Linked DNA regions of Homo sapiens: region 1 is linked to region 2. Evidence: chromatin loops called from intact Hi-C (ENCODE). Cell type or tissue: natural killer cell. All regions are shown on one strand. Each heading gives the region's core, and the rest is flanking DNA. Links, peaks and the distances in the headings are about the cores only. Region 1 overlaps TANC1 (tetratricopeptide repeat, ankyrin repeat and coiled-coil containing 1). Region 2 overlaps TANC1 (tetratricopeptide repeat, ankyrin repeat and coiled-coil containing 1).

Region 1 (10,292 bases), core at 1,451-9,450, 81 kb after region 2:
GTAATCCCGGCACTTTGGGAGGCCAAGATGGGCAGATCACTTGAGGTCAGGAGTTCGAGATTAAGCGAACTTGAGGTCAGGAGTTCGAGATCAAGTGAACTAGTAGATACTATTTTAGTATCTACTAAAAATACAAAAATTAGCTGGGCGTGGTGGCGGGTGCCTGTAATCCCAGCTACTCAGAAGGGTGAGGCACGAGAATCACTTGAACCCGGGAGGTGGAGGCTGCAGTGAGCCAAGATCATACCATTGCACTCCAGCCTGGGCAACAGAGTGAGACTCAGTCTCAAAAAAATAATAAATAAAAGTTATTAATTCTAGTTGCAGTACTGTGCAGTAGATACCAGAAGTTACTCCTCCTGTCTAACTGAATCTTCGTACCCTTTGACCGGTGCCTACCCTTTCCGCAGGTCCCCCTGTCTCCCAGCCTCTTTCTGTTCTCTGCTTCTGTTGTGAGTTCAACTTGTTTAGATTCCACATATAAGTGAGATCATGCTGTCTTTCCGTGCCTGGCTTATTTCACTTAGCCATAATGTCCTTCAGCTTCATCCATGTTGTGGCTAATGACAGGATTTCCTTATTTTAAAGCCTGCATAGTATTTCATCATGTACATATACTGGTTGTTTTTAAAGTGATATGGCATTGCCTAAAAATAATATGGAAAGCTTTGGGCACTATCTTTATCTCTTTGCCAAATGCCCATGTCTAATCGAGGTTTGAGGGAATAAAACCTTGATAAACTGAGAACCGTGAAATGTCTTTCAGGGCAGAAACTGATTTTATCAGGCTCCATGTCCCAGGCACCCAGCAGGTGCCAGAGAAATGGTCAGCTACATGAGAGTTACCAGTTTCCAATAATTCAATACATCTAATGGAAGGACTAGCTGGAGAGACAGATGCTTGCAAACCTGGCAGTGGAAGCCATGGCCCTGTACCTCTGTGCCTTGGTGCTTTTAGAAGGCAGCGCTGTCAGAGTTCAATGGTATAAACTTCAGTACCTTGTAAACTCTACTTCATGTCAGTTTTCAAAAACATACTCAACTAAATCTCACATGTCTACACTTATTTTTCAGCTACCTTCCCACATTGTGTAGTTTATCAAAATTAGAGAAGAGTGAAGGAGCTTAGCATTCCAACATAATTTTTTTAATACCGTGGCAAAAACACATAGCATAAAATTTACCCTTAATCATTTCTAAACATATAGAGTTCAGTAGTTTAAGTATATTCACATTGTTGTACAACCAGTATCCAGAACTTTTCATCTTGCAAAGGTGAAACTGTATTTGTTAAACAACTCTCCATCTCCCCCAGCCCATCACAGCCACCACTCTACTTTGTGAGTTTTTTTACCCCTTTAGATATCTCATGTAAGTAGAATCATATAGTATTTGTCTCATTGTGACTGGCTTATTTCACATAGCATAATGTTCTCCAGGTTCACCCATGTTGTAGCGTGTGTTAGAATAGCATTTCCTTCCTTTGTAAGGATGAATATTGCTCCATTGTACGTATACACCACATCTCGTTTATCCAGTCATCTGTCAGTGGACACTTAGGTTGCTTCTATGTTTTTTGCTGTTGTGAATAATGTTGCAATGAATGTGGGTGTCCAAGTATTTATTCAAGACCCTGTTTTCAGTTCTTTGGGGTATATATCCAGAAGCAGAATTTCTGGCTCATATAGTGATTGTATTTTTAATTTTTTGAGGAACTGCCCTACTTTTTTTCCACAGTTGCTGCACCATTTTACATTCATAGCACAGTGCATAAGGGCTCCAGAATTGTTCCACATCGTCACCAATACTTGTTTTTTGTTTTTGTTTTTTTGAGTTGGAGTCCCACTCTGTCACCCAGGCTGAAGTGCAGTGGTAGAATTTCAACTCACTGCAACCTCCGCCTCCTTGGTTCAAGCGATTCTCCTGCCTCAGCCTCCTGAGTAGCTGGGATTACAGGTGCCCACCACCACACCCAGCTTATTTTTGTATTTTTAGTAGAGATGGGGTTTCACTATGTTGGCCAGGCTGGTCTTGAACTCCTGACCTCAGGTGATTGCCTGCCTCGGCCTCCCAAAGTGCTGGGATTACAGGCGTGAGCCATCACGCCCAGCCAGTACTTGTGGAAGGACTAGCTGGACAGACAGGTGCTTGCAGACCTGGCAGTGGAAGCCATGGCCCTGCATGTCTGAGGTGCTTTTTTTAATAGTAGCTTTTTTTTTTTAATTGTAGCCATCGTAATGGGTATAAGGTGAACATCTTCTCATATGCTTGTTGAGCACTTGTTGATCATTTTTGTAGAAATCTATTCCAGTCCTTTGCCCATTCTAAAGATGAGGTTATTTGGTTTTTGTAGTTGGGTTGTAGTTCTTTGTGTAGATAATCCCTCTAGTTAGTGTCATTTTGAATAATGGGGTGGATGATAGGAAGCATATATTTTTAGATTCACATGAAAATCTAAAATAGCCACAGGCTAAAAAATGGCTACAGGCTAAAATGGCTCCAGTAAATGGAGAAATTTTAGTGGCCACAGTATTTCTTCCTCTTGTTTCCAGTTTGGTTCAACTGACAGCTATTATATCACATCAAATCAGTCTTTGTACCGTGGTATCAAACTTGCCATCTTTACTCTCCCAATTTCCTTCACATCTCTTTGAAGTGGATTATACTCGGGTCCATCCGGTCCCAAGCTGCCAATCTTAACAGTCTGCCGTGCACAGGTTGTGTGGGTCTGAGTATTTCTAAAGTCACCACTGCTGTGGCCTGCTCATTTGTTAGAGCTCATTGAAGAAGTCTGCTGCCTACTTCATTGGAGATGCAAAGGTGACTATGTCCCGTCTCTGTGGCCTGGGAAGTGGTGTGAGACAGAGACAGATCACGCATGTGTGCACACACCCACCTGTGGTAGCGTGTCCCCTGCTTTCCTCATCCCTGACAGCAAAATCTCTTCAGCAGTGAAGGTTTTAGCTGTGGATTGCAGCTCCTCTTCTCTGTTTCGTGTCCACTTTATTTCTAGTCTAGGATCCTTAATAGGCAGAGGCATCTAAAATCAGAGTGAAGCTAAGACTGCCCACCCCTAAATCCGTGTGCGCCCCTGAACTCCTGTTCCCAGCTGCTGCTTAGGCTTCTGCTGTCTCTGCAGGTGCTGTACCTGGTGGAGAAGGGAGCCGTGATCGAGCATGTGGACCACAGCGGGATGCGGCCCTTGGACAGAGCCATCGGCTGCCGGAACACATCTGTAGTGGTGGCGCTACTCAGAAAGGGAGCCAAGTTAGGTCAGTGAGCACTGCCTCCATTGAGCAGGAGGAGCGGTGAGCTCCCGATTGTAGAAGCCTAGACAGCACAGAGAGTGACCTGCTCCCAGGTTAGGAAGTAAGATGTCAGATGTTTGCAGATCTCTGTCTCAGTCTCACTTAATCACCATTATACACAATGTGTAAGTAGCTCACGGTGTTTCTGCGGGGAGGGTGTGGAAAGCAGAGGCTGGTGTTGAAGGACAGTCTGGAGTGGTATCAGTGGCCAGGAACCACGCCAGAGAGGAACCACAGCCTCTTGCTGTGGGGTGGGGCCGGGTAGTGCTGCTGAAAGCTCCCCCAGGTGACTCTGAGCAGCAGCGGAGGCTGAGCCACTGTTCTAGAGCCACCAGTCAGCTGTGTGGGGAAATGGCCACCACAGCAAGTTTCTGTGAAGAAGTAGTAGTATGATTTCATGGAGACAAACTAGGACGATACTTGAGGATTGTGTGGGGGACCCTGAGTAGGGAAAGCCCTTTCCACGTGGCTGGCTTTGACACAAACACACCATTCCAGATGTGGGGAGGGTCACTATTTTGGTTTGATGTATGGAGCCCTTGGTCAGGAGCAGCTCTGGGTAGGGCACTGTGATGAAAATGCTATTCACTAATACTGTCAAGCAGTGAATAGTGCCAGGAACTATCCAAGCAGTTTCGCCCTCTGCCTTAATCCCTACCACAGCCCTGAAAGTCTCAGTGACAATCCCATGATTTTACAGATGAGGAAACCAAGGCACCGAGCAGCTAAATGGCTTCCCCCAGGACTGCCTTGTGGTACTCGCCGTGGGGACCTAGCAGCTGGCTCCAGGGCTGTGCTCTTCAGCACTCCTCCCACAGTGTCCCGAGAGCTCAGGCAGGGGTTAGAGAGGTTGTGGCCGAGCTGTAGGGTAGGAGAGAGAAGCCATGACATCTCGGAGTACAGCAGATGACACAGCACAGGGACTGCGTGCTGAGAACACATGCCTGCACGGTGGCCGCTGCAGGAACTGAGGAGGTTATGCTAAGGCCTCATTTAATTAATTTTCCCCACATCCCACCCGGAAGGGAGGAATGAGTTTTCGCTGCTCGGATGCCTTCGTTTCTCATTACTTTTTTCAGTAAAATAACAAGGACAGATTTGAGTGCCCAGGTCAGTGGGAAAGGATTAGCAACAGCCTCGCCGGCGTCCTGCTCCCTCCCTCATCGTGCTGTGGTCCTTGCAGCTGGGCTCCTGCTGGTGCTGACCTCCAGCCGTGGGGCCACGGAGGAATTGGGATCCTTTCCGCAGGGCCTCTGAAGTGCCTCTGAATGCGTGTTTGTTTTGCAGGAAATGCTGCTTGGGCGATGGCCACTTCCAAACCTGATATCTTGATTATACTTTTACAGAAATTAATGGAGGAAGGAAATGTGATGTACAAAGTAAGTGGTTCCGCCCTTTTCTTTGCCATTGAAACTGCCTGGGAGCACCCTCTTAATTGGGTACATAATGGCTACAGCTGTGCTACTGCACAGTCTCCATGTAATAGAAGTGCAAAAAGTGGCTGGGTGGGGTGGCTCACGCCTGTAACTCCAGCACTTTTGGAGGCCGAGGTGGGCAGATCACTTGAGGCCAGGAATTCCAGACCAACCTGGCCAATATGGCAAAACCCCATCTTTACTAAAAATACAAAAATCAGCCAGGTGCCTGTAATCCCAGCTACTCGGGAGGCTGAGGCAGGAGAATTGTTTCAATCTGGGAGGCAGAGGTTGCAGTGAGCTGAGATTGCACCACTGCACTCCAGCCTCAGCAACAGAGTGAGACTCAGTCTCAGAAGAAAAAAAAAAAAAGTGCCAAGAGGTGCTGACCTGGCCTCATGCCCGTTGTTGGCTTAATATCTTTCCGGCAGAATCTTAAAGGTAGAAAGCACCTCTCTTTGTGTCTGAGAGCCATTATTTCTGAGCTAATCCTTGAGGTTGTAGTGGTGACTTCCTGTCTGAAGCCATGGCGTGAAGCTGAGTCACCTCTAGGTCAACTGAACATCATAGAGAAGGTTCCTCAGCCCTTCACATTCTGAGTTCAGAACACCATGCTGAGGCACAGTCATGAGACGTGGGAGAGGAACACCCAGCAGACATTTCTAGAAGAAAAGGGTTATTCTGTCTCCTAAGCCTTTCCTAATTTTTAATATCTATTAATTTCTAGAATTTGAAAGTGTTGTTAGAGATTTTTACTTAATACAGTCAAGTAATACCTCAGTTACTCAGAAGACTGAATTAATTTTTTCCATTTTCCCTTGGAAATGGAAATATGATTTACAGATCAATAAACTTCACTTTAAATTTTTCCAAATAAGACATCAGTTTAGGTCAGAGGTCAGCAAACTTTTTTTGTAAAGGGCCAGACAGTAAATGTTTTAGGCTTTGCAGACTGTGTGGCCTCTGTCACAACTCCCCAGTTCTGATGTGGGGGCACAGATAGCACAGAGTGAATGAACACAGCTGTGTCCCAATAAAACTTTATTTGTAAACACAGGTGGCTGGCCAGACTTAGTATCCAAGCTATAGTTTGCCAACCCCTGGTTTAGATAGATATGCAGGCCATTTGCATAGGTCACTATTCTTTGCAGCTCTGTGATTAGACAGAATTAAAAGATTATAGGGGAAAAACTAGATTATGACCATGTTAATCCTTTTTACTGTTAGGCAGCTGTATTTGGTATGTTGTAGATTTTTTCCTTCTCATTTTTTAAAATAGTAACAAATAAATAGGCAATATAGCATGACCCAGCAGGGTTCCTGGCTTGGAATCAGCTTGAAATTGAGTTGAGTGTATTGTTGTGGCTTTGAAGTGCTTTTAATATGGATTGGTAGGCAATTATGTCAGAAATAGGAAGCCATTTTCAACAGGCTTCATACCTGCTGTGCAATGGGACTGACTGAGCAAATGGATTTTTTTAGCTTTGAAAATGATGTGTGGTGCTGTTCTGATTTTTAAAGCCCATGTTTTAATTCCTCTTAGAAGAAAAATTATTATTCTGCAGCAAGCTCTCTAGGTTTATCTACAAGATGCTACTTGTCCTAGGAATAGGATCAGTTTTTCATCTGATTTCTATTACACTTAGCATTCAAATAGATTTGAGATCATTCTTGAAATAATTTTCAAAAATACATACCAGAAGGTAATCTGATTCATTAAGTTTGGTAATTATCAATCTAGCAGTTTACAGACACCTTATTGTAAAACCAGCTTCTTTCTCACTGTGTAACCACAGGATGCGGGTGCATGTGAGGACAGTGAAGCCCTCATGTGCCAGCCCAGTTAGTGAACTAGCTCCCACCTTGACACTTGTTTGGATGCTTTCAATGTTCTGTCGTGGGTTTGCAGGGGGGAGTAAACTCCCCACGGTGTTCCAGGTGTGGGAGTTATTCATTTTAGAACCTCTGAAAAAGGACAAATGTTTGTGATTTTTGAATCCTAGAAAGGGAAAATGAAAGAGGCAGCCCAGAGGTACCAGTATGCCTTAAGAAAGTTTCCTCGAGAAGGATTCGGAGAGGACATGAGACCCTTCAATGAATTAAGGGTTTCCCTCTATCTCAATTTGTCGCGATGCCGAAGAAAAACAAATGTAAGCTGTGCCCCTTTATTCCAACCCAGTCTTCCAGCAACAGAGCCCTTCTCCAGCAGTGAAGGCCAGCCCTTCTCCAGACCAGATCCTGGGCCCTCCTGTCCAATTTGCTTGCACATTTACATGAACCTGGCATGTGGGAAACAGCTCCTATCCGTGACTATCGTTTGGTCACGGCTGCTACGCTCCTCGCATGATGTTGAAGGAATGCACTTGGGTTTCGTTTCCTTGGCCTCAGTAATGAGAAGCAAATGCAGTCTGCTCCTCTGCAGCTTCCCAACACTGTTGCTGCTGGCACTGCCGTCCCCGGATTCAGGAGAGTCCAACCCAAGCCTATTGTGGTGGGCCTGCCTTCTGTGTTAGGTTTGCTCAGAGGGTCTGCCAGTAACTAATTTGTAACCGGTCGTGGGGAACTCATAGTCGATTTGTAACTAGTAGATCTGTTTCAGTAGTACTTCCTACCTTTTTTTTAACTGTGTCCTCCTGCCCCAGTCTGTTGAGCTGCTTGCTTCTGTGCCCTGCTGCCGGAATAGATGCAGTGTCTGCGCTCCTCTCTGAGGCTGCCCCTCCACCGGGCTGTGAGGTTCCACCATCTGGCCTTCTTGGGGCACTGTTACTACCACTGTTTTCATAGTGGATTCTTCTCCTAATGATATTAATCAACCATCATTATCTCCTCACTTTAAAACAAGATAGAAAACGGAACTTTCCCTTCCTCCCTCTCTGGCTGTGCCTCAGAGCGCTGCTACCCTTTAGAACAAAACTAGACGGGCTTCCCACAATCGTGTGTCCAGGCTGCTTCTGACTCCTGTATTTCTTGTCGACACCAGGACTTTGGCATGGCAGAGGAATTTGCTTCCAAGGCTCTCGAATTGAAGCCCAAGTCCTATGAAGCCTTTTATGCCAGAGCAAGAGCGAAGAGAAATAGCAGGTACCGTCTGTGGTTATCTTTGTGTCTAGAGCTTTTTTTCTTGTGGGATCAAACCTGCCTGTTGAATTTGGGGAGGTTTTGCTGCAGAAGTGTTGCTCAGGTGCCTCTCATCCTTTTTAGTAGTGAATTAGTATTACTACCTGCTTCCAAGAGGCATAGTAGTGGACATTATCAGTGATGAGTAAACTTCTATTTTCTCCTGACGTCTCAATAATCATTCCTTCCCACCCCTCCCCCCACGTGAAACTTACTGCAACATGAACTTCCTACCTAGTTTAGTCCATATTTCAAGGAAACTGCCAACTAGGGACATTAGGAAGTTCAGAGGTGGGGAAGAGTGATATAAGCCTGTTGACTGAGAGATGGGCACAGTGTTACCATGGGATGGTAACAATATTAAAAAGATTCTGGCGCCCACTGATTCATGCTTCTCCCTATTCCCAGTCCAGTGGTCTTTATGGAGAGCAGGGCTGTAGAGTCCCACCTACCTAGGTTAGAATTCAGCACTGCCACTTAGCTGAGTTACTCTGGGCTGGTTAAGTGGGTCCTGGCCACCACCGTAAGTGTTCAAAACTCACTTGCTACCTTCTCTTTCCTTTGAGCACAGCTCTTTTATGAACAGTTACACTCTGAGCATGTTCGTGTGTGGTTTGTAATGTTACCTTACATTTTCCTACAAAGGCAATTCGTGGCAGCTCTGGCTGACCTGCAAGAGGCTGTGAAACTCTGTCCCACCAATCAGGAAGTCAAGAGGCTTCTGGCCCGCGTAGAAGAGGAGTGCAAACAACTCCAGAGGAGTCAACAGCAAAAACAGCAGGGCCCGCTACCAGCTCCACTCAACGACTCCGAGAACGAAGAGGACACCCCAACCCCTGGCTTAAGTGACCACTTTCACTCTGAGGAGACTGAAGAGGAAGAAACTTCTCCCCAGGAAGAATCTGTTTCCCCAACTCCCAGGTCCCAGCCATCCTCATCTGTCCCTTCCTCATACATCCGAAACCTTCAAGAAGGGTTACAGTCCAAAGGAAGGCCGGTATCGCCACAGAGCAGGGCAGGAATCGGCAAGTCCCTGAGAGAGCCTGTGGCCCAGCCAGGGCTGCTCCTGCAGCCCTCCAAGCAGGCCCAGATCGTGAAAACCAGCCAGCACCTGGGCTCTGGCCAGTCGGCAGTGAGAAATGGCAGTATGAAAGTTCAGATCTCTTCTCAGAACCCTCCTCCAAGTCCCATGCCAGGGAGAATCGCTGCCACTCCTGCTGGGAGCAGAACCCAGCATTTAGAGGGAACAGGTACTTTCACTACAAGAGCTGGTTGTGGCCACTTTGGGGATCGGCTGGGCCCCAGCCAGAATGTCCGCCTGCAGTGTGGTGAGAATGGCCCTGCACACCCTTTACCAAGTAAGACGAAAACCACAGAGAGGCTTCTGTCTCATTCCTCCGTGGCTGTGGACGCAGCCCCTCCAAACCAAGGTGGGCTGGCGACCTGCAGCGACGTGCGACACCCAGCTTCCCTCACCAGCTCAGGCTCTTCTGGTTCTCCATCCAGCAGCATAAAGATGTCAAGTTCAACCAGTAGTTTGACTTCGAGCAGCAGTTTTTCAGATGGCTTCAAGGTCCAAGGACCAGATACTAGAATTAAAGACAAGGTTGTAACCCACGTTCAGAGCGGTACAGCTGAGCACAGACCCCGCAACACGCCGTTCATGGGCATCATGGATAAGACTGCGAGGTTCCAACAGCAGAGCAATCCTCCAAGCCGCAGCTGGCACTGTCCGGCACCAGAGGGGCTGCTGACAAACACGTCTTCTGCAGCTGGCCTGCAGTCTGCTAACACTGAGAAGCCCTCTCTCATGCAAGTGGGAGGATATAATAACCAAGCCAAAACCTGTTCTGTTTCTACCCTGAGTGCAAGTGTCCACAATGGGGCACAAGTGAAGGAGCTAGAAGAAAGCAAGTGCCAAATTCCAGTCCACTCTCAAGAGAACAGGATAACTAAGACTGTTTCTCATCTGTACCAGGAAAGTATCTCCAAACAGCAGCCTCATATTAGTAATGAAGCCCACAGGAGCCACCTCACTGCAGCCAAACCAAAGCGATCATTTATAGAGTCAAATGTGTGAACCTTAAGAAATCCCCATTTGTGGAATTTGGAAACGTGTGTTGACTCCTGGTGGTAAATTAAATAGTTTTTTTCATCAGAAAAATTATTTTTTAGCCATTTTTTTTCTTTGGGGTGGATCTGATGCCATTGATATATCTAAAATGTGGGATAAAACTTCTTTAATAGCTAGAAATCACCATAAATAAGAATGCTAAACAGAATTGAAAATTATATCAACTTAAAATTTTAAGACAGCCCAGAAGACATTAATGACTCTCACTTATGAAATTGTTTGGCTTTTGCCACTTTCTTCCTTGCCTTTGCTATATGGTAGAATCACAGAACTTACTTAGAGAATAAATATGTCTATTGTTCAAGAGTAACAGGTTTA
Region 2 (10,292 bases), core at 879-8,878:
GGAAGTAGAGTATCCATTCATTCTGCATTTCCTTGAATAAGTATTCAGTTTCTATGCTGTGAAAAAACACTATGCTAAATGCTATTTGAGATGGGTTATCAAGCATGGGTCCTGTCTTTATGGAGCCTTAGAGTCTGGCAGGGGATTAGAGACCTGTATATGGCGTGACTGTAATAAAGGAGGAAGTAATGACTAATCCAAGCTGTGTGATGAACTAGGAGTTCAGCAGATGGAGATTCTCTATTTTTTTTTTTTTTTTTTTTTGAGATGGAGCTTCATTCTTGTTGCCCAGACTGGAGTGCAGTGGCACAGTCTCGGCTCACTGCAACCTCTGCCTCCTGGGTTCAAGCGATTCTTTTGCCTCAGCCTCCCGAGTAGCTGGGATTACAGGCACCCACCGCCACACCCGGCTAATTTTTGTATTTTTAGTAGAGACAGAGTTTTGCCATGTTAGCCAAGCTGGTCTCAAACTCCTGACCTCAGGTGACCCACCCGCCTTGGCCTCCCAAAGTGCCAGGATTACAAGTGCGAACCACTATGCTTGGCCAGCAGATGGAGATTCTGAGCATGGAAAGACTTAATTGTAGCTATGCCTTAAGATTTACCTGTTGTCTTAGTTCAGGCTGCTATAACAAAAATACCATAAACTGAGTGGTTGATAAACAACAGTAATTTATTTCTTAGATTTGTGCAGGATGGAAAGTCCAAGATCAAGGTAGTCTGCAGATTTGGGGTCTGGCAAAGGCCTACTTGCTGGTTCATAGACAGCCATCTTTTTGCTGTAACCTCATGTAGTGGAAGGGACAAACAAGCTCCCTCATTTATAAGGTCACTAATCCCATTCTGAGACACAGACATTCAGACTATAGTACGTGGCAACAGAGTAGGATGGAGTGGGACTGGAAAGAGACTACGGTTAAGAATGATTAAAAAATTGTTTTAGTAATTAAGTGAGAGGATAAAGTCTCAAATTAGTTCAGGTTCAGTGAAGAAGAGGTGGTGAATGGAAGATTCTTGAGGAATTGCAAGGACCTGGGAACTGAAAAAGACAGAGACAACAACTTCACGCCTTTGAGACCACATTAAGGGACACTGGAGGAGCAGGGACTGTGTTTTGGTTTGAGTTCAGTTTCAGGCATGGAGACTTCAAAGTGCTGGTGGAACATCTTCGCAAGTGTCCAGCCACCAGTTGGAAAATCAAACTGGGTATCAAGAAAGAGCTCAGGATATAAACTGGTCAGCCATTTGCTTGGAAGTAATGCTGTGAGACTAGGCAAGTTACAGTAGGGAAACAGGTCGTTGACAAAAGAGGGCTGAGAAACTGGTATTTCATTTATGAGCTGGGACTAAGGTGCAAGGAGCACCAGCAAGAGGGACAGGAAAAGACCACACAAGACCACAGTATTCTGGTAATCATGGATTTTTCCCTCTGTGTGTCTCTTACAACAATTGCCACTTTATACCTTGCAGGACAGAGTGCTTGCAAGGCCGTAGATCTACAGGAAAATCAAAAGAGAAGGTGTACTACAAAAAAGGAAAAAGAAAAATTAATGTGCTTAACAGGGCTGTTTCAGGAGACTTGTGAAGGTCTGTGACTTGAAGTTATAGGTATGTGATAAGGAAATGGAATTGGTGAGAATAGAGAGCCCTCTTTTACCCCCAAATTAAACAGATAAAGATGGGAGATCAGTTACTAGGATGAGAGATGTGTGCAGCTGTGGTTTTTATTTAACACAGTTGTAGACTTAATTCAGAGGTTCTGACAGTGTAGGCTGTGGACTTCTAGTCCCCAAGACACTTTCAGGGGTTTGTGATGTCAAAACTCTTTATAATAGTACAAAACCCTTTTGTAATAATACGGAGAAGGTATTTACATTTCCCTTTGTTGACATTTGCACTGATGCTGCAAAAGCAATTGTTGGTAAAACTTCTGATACCTTAGTATATGTCAAGGCACTGGCTACACTGGTAGTCCTGGTGTTCTTCACTGCCAAGTGCTGGCTTCACAAATAATTCACTGAAGAATGTCCTTGATGAAGCACTAAAAGTAATGTTATTAAATCTTGACCCTTGGAGACCCATCTTTTTAATATTCTGTGTGATGAAGTGGGAAGTCTGAGTAAAGCCCTTCTGCATGCTCGGAAGTCTGATGGTTTTCTTGAGGCAGAGCACTTGTATGATTGAATTGCAAGCTGAACTCGCTACTTTTAAAATGGAATATTGTTTTTATTTGAAAGAATGACTGACAACCCATGGTTATTCTGAAGTAGGTATTTGGCACATTTTTTCTTCAACAGGAATGAAATTAGCCTGGCACTTCAATAGAAAAAAAAAAAAAGGCCAGGCACGATGGCTGACACCTGTAATCCTAGCAATTTGGGAGGCCAAGGCGGGCGGATTGCCTGAGGTCAGGAGTTTGAGACCAGCCTGGCCAACATGGTGAAACCTTGTCTCTACTAAAAATACAAAACTAACTGGGCATGGTGGTGGGCACCTGTAATCCCAGCTACTCGGGAGGCTGAGGCAGGAGAATTGCTTGAACCCAGGAGTTGGTGGTTGCTGTGAGCCAAGATTGCACCACTGCACTCCAGCCTGGGCCACAGAGCGAGACTCTGTCTCAAAAAAAAAAAAAAAACAACAAAACAAAACAAAAAAAAACAAAAAACCAACTCTGACAGGATTAGTTGCCCATAATAAAACTTGACATTTCAAATGAAAATTAGGTTTTTTGGGAAATTTTACACCTGTCACATTGAGCTTGATGGTTTCCCAAGACTTTTCAATTGAGATCTCTCGTAATGTGATGTTTTGATATTATGTGATAACATTTGTCAACATTTGCAAAATCTGTAAAACCATTATTTTCCAAATGACCCAATGCATAATGTTACACAGTCTTGCATGGGTAAAAGATCCATTTACAGTATAAAACAGACCATTGGATCTTACTGTAACAGTACAAAAAATTCATCGATGCAGATTGAGTCAACAGTGGAACTTACCTTTAAGAAATTGCTGTTTCCAGCACTTGGGGAGGCTGAGGCAGGAGGACTGCTTGAGCCCCAGGAGTTCATAACCAGCCTGAGTAACATAGCAAGACCCCATCTCAAAAAAAAAAAAAAAAAAAAAAAAAAAAAAAAATGGAAATTGCTGATTGTCAAGTTTTGGCTGGGTATCAGAGAAGAATTTCTATAATTAACTAAAAAGACTCCTGTCTTTCCCAATTATGTATCTGTCTGAGGCTGCAGTTCTTCACATGCTTCAACCAAAAGAACTGATCCCCACAGATTGAATGCAGAAGAAGTTATACAAATCCAGCTGTCCTCTATTTAATTGCACATTAAAGTTTGTAAAATTGTAAAAACAATGCCATTCTTCTTAACTAATCTTTAAAATCAAAAGTACAGCTTTTTACCTATGTACCCATAAGTTAAAATTTAGTTTTTTAATTAAAATATTAATTGTTAACATGAAGTTTTATAACATTAAAATGAACTAACATACAGTTTAAAAATTCTTAGTTTTAATATCTAGTATGATAAATGTCAATAGACATAACCCTCCTAAGCCTGCAGTCCTCAGTTTTTAAGAGTGAATTCTGAGACCAAAAAGCTTAAGAACCTACTGGCTCTAGAGGAAGGAAAAGAGGGAGAAAATAAAAATAGAGATGAGAAAATTGATCCAAACTCTGATAGTCCTCTAGACTTAAGAGGATGAAGACTTTAAGTTGAGTGATGGATGACTGAAGAAGAAAAGGCTAATTCAGGAGGCATTTTGAATGGAGAAATAGTAAGTTTGGTGATAATTTCAATATGGGGTGGATGACATGAAAATTTTGAAGGTAACCTGCATGATAACTATGTTTTGGTATTGCAGACCAGAAACAACAAATTATTGACAGAAACAGAGCAGGTCCATGGATGGATGTTCCTTTTTATTTTTATTTTTCTGAGACGGAGTCTCGCTCTGTCTCTCAGGCTGGAGTACAGTGGCACAATCTTGGCTCACTGTGACCTCCGCCTCCTGGGTTCAGGTGATTCTCCTGCCTCAACCTCTGGAGTAGCTGGGATTACAGGCACGTGCTACCATGCCCAGTTAGTTTTTTTGTATTTTTAGTAGAGACAGGGTTTCACCATGTTGGCCAGGCTGCTCTCGAACTCCTGATCCACTCGAACATCTGATCACTCAGGTGATCCATCTGCCTCGGCCTCCGAAAGTGCTGGGATTACAGGTGTAAGCCACCGCATCCGGCCAATGTTCCTTTTTAAATACTGTTTTTGGAACTCTAAGGAGGGAGGGAATGGTAATGGCTGAGAAGGAGCAGACAGAAACAGGGAAAATACTTGTAAGTAGGAGTCATGGAAGGCAAGAGGATAAGTGAGAAGCAGGTCATGGATAGATAGAGGCAGAGGATTAATGTCAAACCAAGGGCCTGTCTCATTTAGCAGACTAGATTCACAAGTGCTATCTTGGACACTTGGTATTAAGTCAACTTCGAGGTCACATGGTGATAGGTCACATGATAGTGAACTGACGAATGTCGTCAGCAATACTCAGTGTTCTTTAGAGTCTGAGGAGGACGAGAATGGAGGAAAGACTTCTCTATGGAGTGATAATACTTGGTGATCACTAGGGACCTGCGCTCCTCCCCTGGCTTTAAACAAGAGAGAATGATTGGAATGGAAAATGAAAGCAGTAAGGTGCAGGCCAAATTGGGATGGTTTGGTAAGCAGAAAAAGGAAGGGGGTTTGTTGTCATGGAATAGTGAGTTTACAAAAACCTATTTGAGGCAGAAAAATTATGAACAGAAAGTTATGTAAGACATACAAGCACACTTGAAAATAGATATGAACTTGTGAAACCAGAAAATAATCGCAAGGAAGTGCGGGCTCTTGGTGTTAAAGTTGGTAGAGAGAATGACCAATTCTATAGCATCTTGTGGTTTATAAGCTGTTTCTCACACACATTGGTTTTGAGCCTCACAACCTGTAGGAGGTGGGTATGGCCACTTCCCTCACTAAGAAAGTGCAGTTGAGAGAGGTTCAGTACCCAAAAGGATCTGGATGGTGGTTAGCACTGAGAACACCCTGGATTCCCAGACAGTGGCGGAAGATGAGAAGATGGTTGTAGAGGGCACTGATGGTTTAAAGTTATGATGGCAGTCGGGAGCTGGTCAGTTTGTGGACTGCTCCTTAGCATTTGTGCCCCCATATGTGGTCCACAAGGGGGTGAGAAGCTGAATAGAGGCAGTCAGAAGTGATTCAAGAACTTCCCTTTACCTTTCTCCATGCAGTCAGCCTTTCACGCTATGTAATACTGAGGGTTCCATGAATGTGCTGCTGGGGGGAGTATTGTTCTCCACTTGCCTAATGGATTCCCAGGGCATTCTCTCATCTCCAAATAAAGCCATCATACAGCCGTCAGATATTTAAATCTGTGAAATGAAAAGTGAAGTCTTCTCTCCAGCCCTCATCCCACTGGTATTGGGTAATGTACACCCATTATTGATCAGCGATTTAATATTAACTACATGAATGAAAATAGACTTGCTATTTAGAGTGGTCTGTTTGAATTTGACTTGGAGGTGCTTTTGTAGTAACTAGCCTAAAACCATCTGGCTGTTCAGATCTCAGTATTTAGTGAACAGCTATGCAAGTAGACATGTATTTCCATTTCACAGCGTGTCCATGTGAGTTCCTAAGCAACTCATCACTCCCAAGATGGCTCAGTGACACTTCTCCCAGGCGGTCCTTCTGCCAGAGTGAGAAGTTCAGTGAGAGAGGGCTCTGTGCATTAGGGAAGGGAGAGATTCAGACAGCTTCATTGGATTAAGGAATTCAGACTGAAGGGGACCTTTTAAGGGGATGATCACTGGGATGACATTTTAGAAGACAGAATAATATGAAAAGACAGGTGGGAAGCCTTTGGAAGAATACAGTTGCAGTGCCTTAATGGATATAAACATGAAGTAAATAAAATAACGTCTGTCCATTCATCCCAACCCCGGGTAAGGGTTTAGAACTTGGGTAGCAGCAAAGTCCAGGTTGTGCAGTTAAGAGAACAGTTGATCATGAATTTGGGTGTCCCTTTTCCTTTTTTTTTTTTTTTTTTTTTGGAGACAGAATGTTGCTCTGTTGCCAAGGCTGGAGTGCAGTGGCACAATCTCGGCTCACTGCAACCTCTGCCTCCCGGATTCAAGTGATTCCCCTGCCTCAGCCTCCCGAGTAGCTGGGATTACAGGCATCTGCCACTACGCCCAGCTAATTTTTGTATTTTTAATAGAGATGGGGTTTCACCATGTTGGCCAGGCTGCTCTCAAACTTCTGACCTCAGATGATCCACCCGCCTCGGCCTCCCAAAGTGCTGGGATTACAGGCGTGAGCCACCGCACCCGGCTTAGGTGTCCCTTTTCAACTCAACCATTAAAGCTGGAATCGCCACTGCTCCCCAACTTATCTGAAATGGGTTGGATGGTAAGTTGTTTTTGGATTAAAAAAAAAAAATGAAACACTTGAGATCCTGGAGTATCTGTTTGCAGACACAGTGTGGAGGCAGCAGCCACTGTGCTGGGGTGTTGCGGTCCCCCTGCTGCACATAGGACCTACATAGGATCAGGGTCCTCCTGCCAGTCCCAAGTGAGCCACAGGCATGGCCCTGTTTGTTGTGGAGGTGAATTCTGTGGAGCCAAGCTCCTGCAGCTGCTCTCTCTGCCTCCACGGCAGCTGCCAAATGGGAGTCATTTCTGGCTCTCTACACAGAGTGTTTCAGGTTGAACCAGAAGCTAGACATTCTGGGGCATAATCACAATCGGGAGCAGTGTGGAGATTGTTTCGAAAGGGAAGGGGGGTGTGGAGTGGAGAAACTGCGGAGATCTGCCCCCTCACCCACTTCTTCCCTTTCCATCTGCGTCCTGTTCCCTCCCTCCAGCCCAGCTGCCACCTGAGATAAAGTAGCTGCCCTGCCTGGGCCCGGGGCAGAGGCGGAGGGAGGGCGGTGCCATCCTGTTCTGAGGGCCTCACCCCTTGGGTGTGCCTCTGTCTGCTGATCTGGTTTGGTTCCCGCCCTCCTTTCCCAAACGCCCAGCTACCTTGAGAATCAAAATGTGCTTTGAGGTAGGAAGGGACCTCCTGTAGAGCGGCTTTGGCATGAGGTCGACCCGCCCTGGGGTGGCTCCTTTTCCCTGTGTTGGCTTGGGGCCACTGCCCCTTCATGTTTGGCTCACATGGTCCAGAAGCATCAGGGCTCTTTTAACCCAGAATAGTCAAGCCTTGGTTTCCTTACCCCTGCAGTTTTCCAGAGCAGCTAAAAAACATCCAAGCTGGCAAACCATTCTTCCTACTCCAAACATTAGGAGCTTTTACCAGTAAGCAAGGGGTGGGAAGCTTTTCCTTTCTTGAAGATGCTGCCAGCGTAGTTTCCCTTGTAGCTGCCATCCTGGGTGCATGACTTGCAAAACTGATATGTGAGTGACAATAAGCCAGATGGCCTTTGCAAAAGCTCTGCTTATTTTGATTTTTGTGGTTCCTTACAAAAGGCGAAGTGAGCATTGATCTTTGTTGGTGCTGTTGTAGCTCAACGGCAACATCACTGTGTTGTTTCCTCATTTTATTTTTCCTAAAACCTTTACCCATTATCTGCAGATTTTCACATCTAAGCAAAATAGGTTCATATGAGTCCAGTTACCTAGACAATTAATAAAAAAGAGCAAAATGTTGAGTGACTATGTCATAGGTTACTTATTGTTAAGTTACAGCTTTGTAAGCAGCTTGCTTTGTAAATTTTTCATCCCCTGATGGATGCTGATTTTAGAAGGTGAGAGACGTGTTAGAAGGATGTGAATATCGTTTTATTTATTGGCCATAATTAAGTGCCTTTGGGCTTTTTGGGTACAGGGTTAAACTACAGCTCAACATTTAAATCAAATCCAACCATAAAATTCTCTTAAGTACAAAAAAACCAGATGACCAACCTCAGGGAGAACCCAAGAAAAGGTGGGCTTTCCCAGCATTGCTGTGCAGCATTCTGAGAATACAGCTTGATTTTTCTACATCTTTGCATGGGCAACAGTGGTACTGGGTCCTGTCTCTTGGGACAAGTTTCACTGTGATTTTAAATTTTTGTTTCAACTTGGATTCTTCACGATTGACCGTCAAGTTGAAATCCTGGTTTTGACTTTCACTACTGTGGGATGTGCACAGGAAGTTTTCCACCAAATTTTCCACGTCGTTCCCCTGGCTTGTTTAATGAGAGCTTGGATTTCAGTTTTACTCCAACACCTAAATAGCCTGGGTCTCTACCAGCATGCCACTAGGGTTTTACTTCATTTCAGCCTCCTGTGGGCATTGGACACCCGGCACTCTGTGAGGGTAACATGAAAGATAGGCCCTTTTCTTACCCAAGCTGATGTCTGAAGTACCCGTTTTCACATGACTCGGAATTAGGAATTGCCGTCAGATAACACTGGGCTCTTCTCACTCACCCTTTGCACTTGGAGTTTTTGTTTTACTGTTTCCTTAACCTGTCACAGTCCCTTAATTAGAATGTATTGCTAGAGGACAGGGTGCGTTGTCCAACTTTGTGCGCATTTTATAGAAACACACAAAATCACCAGACAAAGCAGCTGTAGTGTGAACTCATCCAGATGCGATACTGAAATTCCCCAGAGGGGCATCTTCATTGTTTTCTTTCTTTGTTCCAGAAGCAAAGGCCGATAATGAACCGAGCTGTTCGCCGGCAGCTCAAGAACTGTTGACAAGGCTGGGATTTTTACTGGGAGAAGGGATCCCAAGTGCCACACACATAACCATTGAAGACAAAAATGAAACCATGGTAATGCCCGAGGAAGACACTACATTGCATACCTCTTCAGAGGATGAACGAAGCAATAACCATCTTCTCCCTTTCCTTGAGCAGGGAAGCCATTGTTCAGTTAAATGAGTTCTGGGCTGTTGTGTATTGAAATTTATTTCAACAGTTTGGTTCTGGGTTTTTGCAGTGGGGAGGTAGGGAAAAGCAGAAAGAAGCAGAACGTAAGAAAATGTCCACATTAACCTTCTAGTCACCACCCAGAGAATAATGGCCACATGAATTAAAGAGGCTAAAAGAATGCCTTCATAATGCTACCAGTACTTTTACCTTTATAGCACCGTTCTTCTCATCTGGTTGCTTTGGTATACGCTTTCCTGTGCCTTTTTAGCTGTTGAGATTTTGGAGGGTCAGTGGGGTGAGGAAAAGATTTATAGGAGATGAGGCAGAGACAAAATAAGATGAGATCAAATGGTCCATCTATCAGGAAAGCACTTCCCCTCCAAGGGAGCAGCAGCATGCACCCTGCCACCTCCCAGATGTGATGTGTGCATCTGAATAGCAATGCAGGATGGAGCTTCTACCCTGGTGAAGGTCTCTGCACTGCAAGGGAGGGTGTCATGCATTGATTGAGACTGAGTGGTCACCAGTCTCCTTCCCCTGATTGCAGAGCCCATAAATCTTGAGGAATTGAATCAGGTTGCAGTGTTCGTGAAACATCACAAAAACAGAGCTCCCAGGTCTTCCGTACAGAGGTCAAATAACCCATTTGTCTTCTGCAGACTTCAAATGAAAGGAAGTCTGCCTGTTTGCCATTTCTGTTGTACAAATGTGCATCCTCACTAAATTATTGCTAAGACTGACCTTTTAATAAAAAGGAAAATCACAAAGGAGGGGAACCGAACAAAGATACTGCTTTCTCAAAATTTGGAAGACCACATATACATTTATATAGATAAAGCTCCATGAATCCATATCTATACACACATATCTCTTTAGATTTTTTTTTTAAAACTTCCGTTTTCCTGTTCTTAGTTTTATTGTTTTAGCACAAAAACAAAAGCATGTGTCGAAGCATCCTGTGTAAGCCGTGCTAACTCCTCCTTCCATTCATCTTGCAGTGCACAGCTCTGAGTCAAGGCATCAGTCCTTGCTCCACACTAACAAGCAGCACCGCATCTCCTAGCACCGATAGCCCCTGCTCAACCTTGAATAGCTGTGTCAGCAAGACGGCAGCCAACAAAAGTCCCTGTGAGACCATTAGCAGCCCTAGTTCCACCCTGGAAAGCAAGGACAGTGGAATTATAGGTAAGAAGCACACTGCTCGGTAACATAATGGCTCGAATCTCATCAACCAGAGCATTCACCAGGCACTTCCTCAGAGGGTTTTAGCATGGTCTGTGAAGGTCAGTCTGCCAGCGCCTGCTCTGTTCTTTGCAGGCAGCACTGACTCCATGTGTAGCTGAGAGAGTGGAGCATTGGCTTTT

What was found. Peaks named below come from ENCODE experiments on the same cell type or tissue, not always from the same donor. Only the 100,000 strongest peaks of a DNase experiment are listed, where the experiment ranks them.
Region 1: a loop joins it to region 2, with 12 times the contacts of the local background. A loop is called at or near these places in 1 of 110 quality-filtered maps.

What each region holds. Positions count from the first base shown.
Region 1 is chr2:159,221,093-159,231,384 of GRCh38, forward strand. It overlaps TANC1 (tetratricopeptide repeat, ankyrin repeat and coiled-coil containing 1), which reads left to right. Exons shown (of 27, transcript NM_033394.3): 23 at 3,140-3,272; 24 at 4,596-4,687; 25 at 6,727-6,873; 26 at 7,704-7,804; 27 at 8,486-10,292. The coding sequence ends at 9,920. Among named protein-coding and RNA genes, the nearest start is that of MIR6888, 39 kb to the left of the region's middle. RefSeq lists enhancers at 3,983-4,492, 4,493-5,001. In natural killer cell, for the core only: no CTCF peak of the experiment used is centred there; DNase peaks (open chromatin) are centred at 5,219 and 6,549; H3K27ac peaks cover 753 bases.
Region 2 is chr2:159,140,444-159,150,735 of GRCh38, forward strand. TANC1 (tetratricopeptide repeat, ankyrin repeat and coiled-coil containing 1) reads left to right here. Exons shown (of 27, transcript NM_033394.3): 6 at 8,699-8,829; 7 at 9,927-10,113. Among named protein-coding and RNA genes, the nearest start is that of MIR6888, 41 kb to the right of the region's middle. RefSeq lists an enhancer at 6,328-6,928 and a silencer at 6,715-7,009. In natural killer cell, for the core only: no CTCF peak of the experiment used is centred there; DNase peaks (open chromatin) are centred at 4,548 and 4,958; H3K4me3 peaks cover 473 bases; H3K27ac peaks cover 1,615 bases.